2 separate regions of the Mus musculus genome follow, and region 1 is linked to region 2. The links are chromatin loops, found by intact Hi-C in ENCODE. Cell type or tissue: left cerebral cortex. All regions are shown on one strand. Each heading gives the region's core, and the rest is flanking DNA. Links, peaks and the distances in the headings are about the cores only.

Region 1 (2,928 bases), core at 191-2,690, 110 kb after region 2:
TTCTCCATCTTTGTTTTAAAATCAATTCCATTTCATGGAGGTTTTTTTTAACCACACAATATGTCAATTTATATAGATGATGTACCCTTGTGTATTTGTATTATTGTATACTTATATTTCAGAGCTTCTAAGCATGAAATAACTTCGTTTATTTTAGTACTATTTTTCCATACCCACAATGTCTCAAATACATTCACTAGGACATTGGTTATGACAGTAAATTGGATTATTTGTTGAGTAAGAACAATGACTATACTTGTAGAGGGAAAGAAGGCATAGATTGTAAGGCATAATGCACTTCATTTCAATGCCCACCTGATCCTGAAGACCATCTGTGAGTGGTGACAGCTCAACTCATATCCGCCATACTTTGCTATTGTTTTTTAAATTTATTTTTAATAAAAACTTTTCTTATATATTTTGATTGTAATCCTTCCTCTCCCTCAACTATTCGCAGATCTCTCTATTCCTCTCTCTCTTTCTCTCTCCCTCCTCTCTCTCTCTTTCTCTCATTAAGCCTAACCATGAGAGAGAGAGAGAGAGAGAGAGAGAGAGAGAGAGAGAGAGAGATATCAAAACACCTCCTCCCCAAAACAAAGAAAACAAACAACAAAAAAATCCCACAAAAAAACCCTGTGGAGTGTGTTTTGTGTTGGCCAACTACTCTTGGTCTTAGGGCCTGACCTAGACTATGGTTGTTATAACCAGTGACATTCTATTGAAGAAAACTCATTTCCCTTTTCACAACAGATATCAATTACAAACTGCTTCCTGGGTGGGTGTGAGATTTTGTGTATACTTCCTCTTCTCAGACCTGGGATTTTGTTAGGTTTGAACTTGTATAGGTTTAGTACATACTGTTAGTCTCTGCTAACTGATACACGTATCAGCCCTTTTGTGTCTGAATGTCTCTGTTTTCTTGAAATCATCAGCACATCTGGCTCTTACAATCTTTTTACCTTATACCACTTCCATACAGATAACTGAGCCTTGAGGGGAGAGATTCCACAAAAACATCCCATTTAGGTCTGAGAGGTGGACCAGGCATTAAAGGCTAGAGTCATGACCAAAATTAATTTAAAATCTTAAAGAAGGTTTATAGCACTGAAAGGAAGATAAATCAGCCACTGCAATGATTTTCTTAGAAACTTGAGAGGACAAAACAAGAGTTTTTATCTAAATTCAAAGTAAGAGACAATGATCTATAGAACCACCATTTGGGAGATAAACCTACCACACCCTGTCTCTGTACTCGCAGTGACCAATAACAAATGCTCTGCATTACTGACCCTCACTAACAGACCACATCATCTTTTGCAGCTGAAAAGGGAAGCAATATGGCAATGTACCTTCTAAGTGGATTCACTCCAGCCTATGTTTACAGCAGTAGCTACCGTGGGAGGCCTAGACAGGAGTGTGAACAGTGAAGAGGAAGTGAGCATGTACAGTGCATATAGCTACTCCTTACAGAGCTGATATGATCACTGAGTAGCTAAACCCACTGAAACTCCTAAGCAATCCCATTGAGTCTAAATGGTCCTATATGTACTCTTGCTGACTTTTTAAATCACAACAGCTCAAAGCTCTAGTTCAAAGACAGTAACAAATAAAATATTAACAAGGAAGAGATGAAGATTTAAAGTACAATTTTATAAATAATAATAACAGAAAAAAATGAGATAAAATAGTTTGGGTAACCAGGGAGAAGAAAAGTTCATACCAAATAAAAATATTTGATGAAAAGAGAGATGCAAATTATCTCTACTTATTACAAAAAGTTCTAAGTAAAAACTGTACATAAATGATCACTCCATGTGATTCTCTACTAATTGAAAGTTTTTTTTAGCTACATGCTGTTGACATTCATAAGGCAGCCAAGTAGTGTGTATGTGCATGCATATATCCCCATCTACTAGGATATTATAGAGATTTTAGCACTGTAAAATATTAGAAGTTATTTCACTAATAATGAATAAATATAGTGCATACAAATTAATTCCCACCTCAAAATCCTGTGAAGATTCCATCCCCACATCTCCCATTATTACAAGATTTTCCCAGTTCTTTCTCTCTCTCTCTCTCTCTCTCTCTCTCTGTTTGTGTGTGTGTGTGTGTGTGTGTGTGTGTGTGTGTGTGTGTGTCTGTGTGTGTGCCTACCTACTCAACTACATACTATTTCTTTCTCTATTTCTTCAAAAAATAAACAGGCAAAGATAATATAGCTTCTTCTTCTTCCTCTTCCTCCTCCTCTTCTTCCCCTTCTCCTCCTTCTCCTACTTCTTTCCCTTCATCGTCTTCTTCTTTGTCTTCTCCTTCTCCTTTGTCTTCTCCTTCTCCTACTTCTCCTTCATCTTCTTCTTTATCTTCTCCTCCTCTTCCTCCTCTTCCTCCTCCCACTTCTTTCCCTTCATCTTTTTCTCTTCTTCTTTTCTTTTTTTCAGGAAATAAGCACACAGAACATATATGAAGAAAACACGTAAAAACACAAAATTGGAAACCATAATGTAAAAGGAAAAGGGTAGTAAGATTTTTAAAAATGCCCAAACAAAGCAATGTGAGACCAACAGTCTACAAAAGAATCATTGTGTTTGTTTTGCTTTGGTTGTCTACTGCTGGGCATGGGACCTGCCTTTATGAGGGATTAATATACTCAATGAGACTCCACTGAGGATAAATAATTATGAAAAACACATTCTAATCCATATAGTTGCCATATAAAATATATTTTTCTTAAATATATTACTGAGCTCTAAAAAAACAAAAAAACAAAACAAAACAACAACAACAACAAAAAAAACCAGAAATTCTTCAAAATCAGCAATGAGGGCAATCCTTGACAACAGGATTAGTTTCACTGTTAACTGAGAATGTGAAACCAAGGAGTAATTTTTGTAAGTTCTGTTATCAAGATTCAGACCATGTCAAAAT
Region 2 (2,928 bases), core at 217-2,716:
AAGCATTCCCCTACTTATAATTGGCAGCAAGAGCAATAATGGACTATATTATTTTTGTTTGGAAACCAAACCCTTTTCTATAATTTTTTGGTGCCATCAAATGCTCTTAGTCACACCATATATTATATTTTCTTAAATGAACATTTTACTCAATCTAACCTAGACTTTATCAAGATAGTATATGTCAGGAATAGAGTCTTATGTGTCAGTATTTATATAAGGGCACCGAAGAAATTCTATGCAATAAAAACTCTTATATAAATGACCAGATATTAAGTTATTAATAGTATATTCTATCGACTACACACATAGTTACATTTGACTCTATGCCTATGACTGGCATCTAACTTGTCATCTAGGACACTATCCTAGACAAATTTAGACCATGTGATGTTATTAAGCTCCACATGAGTATCCTTTGAGGTGGCAAAGGAAGACTAGCCTTGGATCCACAGTCAGCAGTTATGCTTCTTAACTTTCATAATTACATTTTTCCACATAGTGAAGGAAAAAAATGGAAGTCAGTATCTACCTACTTTGTTTCTCAGCTAATTCACTTCAGTGGATTACATTTAAAGCAATTAACCTAGTTGATTTACAATATTCTATTTTTTACTTAAAAATTTTAAATTGTGTCTGTGTGTGAGTGAGTGAGTGAGTGTGTGTGTGTGTGTGTGTGTGTGTGTGTGTGTGTGTGTGTGTGTGTCACAGTGATGCACACAGTATGCTTGTGGAGGTGAGCTTTCTCTTTCCACTGTGGGTCCCATGGAAAAGATTCAGCTCATAAGACTTAATATAAGTTGCCTTTAACCTCATCTCATCTATGAGTGTATGTTCTATATTTTATTCACAAAGGTGTCAGTTCCCATCTCTGATACTGACAACAGCAGCTGGTAGGCACCAGCACAGCATTTCACTAAATCCTGACCTCCATGATGTGCTCAGATTTACTCAAGAGTCACAAGCCTCTCAAGGGAAAGACATAAAGAAAAAAGGTGAAGAGGAAGGGAAAAAGAAAGGAGGAATCAGAAAAGTAAGAAGGGAAGAGATAGAGGAGAGAGAGCATACTGTTTCTCAAATAGCTTATGGGAAGTTAAGACTAAGTGAATGTCACCAGATCTCTGTAATTTAAGGCTAAGACATAGTTTCCACAGGACATTGATGCACTATTATGTTTTGTAATGCATATCAGAAACAAGGAGGCTAGGCTTGTTATCTCTTGTTAAGGGCAACTAGCACTCATGCTTCCGCTATTTCTACATCAAATTTCTGTATTTCTCTGTTCAAAAACTTGTATTTCTTGGAAAGTCAATTTACTAATAAATAGAAGTTAAGATGATTTTATTCATTTTAAAAACTGCTTTAGGGTATAGATTTAATCATTGGACATTAGAATTCATTTTAGAAAAATCCTGAAAAATATAGTTATCAAATCAAGCTACTTAATATGTTTCCCTAAGGATTAATTGTGTACAGAAGAACTCCTCTACTTTATATTTTCATCAGTCATTAACACAGCTGCCATACTGCGATTTTTCTCCTTGATGACTTTCTTTAAATAGATGTACCAAAAGGAATGTTGCGTGAGTCACTCCCAAGCTATCTTGCTTGTTCTGTGATTAAATAATGCCACTCTTAAAGAGAGAAAAATACCTACTTTAGGAATTTGCTCTTAAGAAAAAGGAGGCTTCATTTGAACAAAATGCAATCAATGAAAAACTTGGCCGTTTGAGATTTTTATTATATGTATGATCGTCTCAATTTTCATTTAATTTTCTTAGTAAAAAACTGGATTTCCCCCTATTGGTTTAGTTCAAGATCCTGAATAAAACATAACCTGTTTTATTTTCCTAATCTTTAAATAAAGACAGCACTTACATTGACTATTTTGAGGAACAAAATGTTAATGATGTTAAATTATTTTAATTAAAGTAAGACAGCTTTCTTAAATAAAGATATTAAAATACCAATTGCTTTGTGCTTCAAATTGTGCATTAGTCTAGCCTTTCAATTATTTGTTCTGTATTTGAGAAAAATTAATGGTTCATGATGACTTATTGGCTATGAAGTTCAAATAACTGCTATTTGACTTTGTAATGTAATAGAAATTCTGGGGATCTATTAAACTTGCAGGAAGTAACAGGTTTATCATTTCAAATTTTTATTACAGTTTATTAAATTAAAATTTGCAAACATTTAAGTGTAAAACCAAACTCAAGAAAAAATATAAAAGATAATAGTCCTTACTATGGAAGTCTAACCCAGTGGGGATTGTATAATTTCCTTCTTCTTGCCCTAAATTGAAGGCTTTCAAGTTTATCCTTATCTATCCATGCCCTGCCTCTACTAAACCTCACCACTGAGCAGCTATTCTATAGTGGTTCTATTTTATCCCTTCAAGGAGGGGGGTGGGTGCTGGGATAATCCATATAATTTAGAAACATCACTCTGTCCATCTGTCCATCCTACCAGCCCTGAATGGGCCATCAAAATACTTTCTAGGTCAGTTTCCCAAGCTTGATTTTTTTATTAAAAATTACATGCATATGTGCATGTCCATGTGTGGATTTTACATGTGCGTATAGGTGAAATTAGGGAAACAGATGCTTGGATCCTCCTGGAGCTGCCTGGTTGTAGGGACTGGGATCTAAACTCTGGTCCTCTGTGCTTTTAGTTACTGAGCCATTTCTCCCTTTTTTGACTTTTATTCAAATTTAGAGGCAAAGGAAGGTGACCTTAAAACAAAGAAAAAAATGTGAACACGAAAAAAAGCTAAAAATTATAGTAAATCTCCCTCTCCCTCTCCCCCTCCCCCTCCCCTTTCCCCTTGTCCTACCTCTACCTCTCCCCCTCCCTCTCGTTCTACCTCTACCTCTACCTTTACCTCTACCATTTCTTTTTTCTTTCTTTTTTCATTTATTTATTTAT

The links. Peaks named below come from ENCODE experiments on the same cell type or tissue, not always from the same donor. Only the 100,000 strongest peaks of a DNase experiment are listed, where the experiment ranks them.
Region 1: it touches region 2 in a loop (2.6-fold over the local background); 2 of 42 quality-filtered maps call a loop at or near these places.

Annotation. Positions count from the first base shown.
Region 1 is chr13:84,629,383-84,632,310 of GRCm38, reverse strand. All of the region lies in intron 2 of Gm34196 (a long non-coding RNA gene), which reads left to right. Among named protein-coding and RNA genes, the nearest start is that of Gm34246, 45 kb to the left of the region's middle. In left cerebral cortex, for the core only: no CTCF peak of the experiment used is centred there; a DNase peak (open chromatin) is centred at 1,391.
Region 2 is chr13:84,740,075-84,743,002 of GRCm38, reverse strand. All of the region lies in intron 2 of Gm34196 (a long non-coding RNA gene), which reads left to right. Among named protein-coding and RNA genes, the nearest start is that of Gm34246, 66 kb to the right of the region's middle. In left cerebral cortex, for the core only: no CTCF peak of the experiment used is centred there; a DNase peak (open chromatin) is centred at 1,590.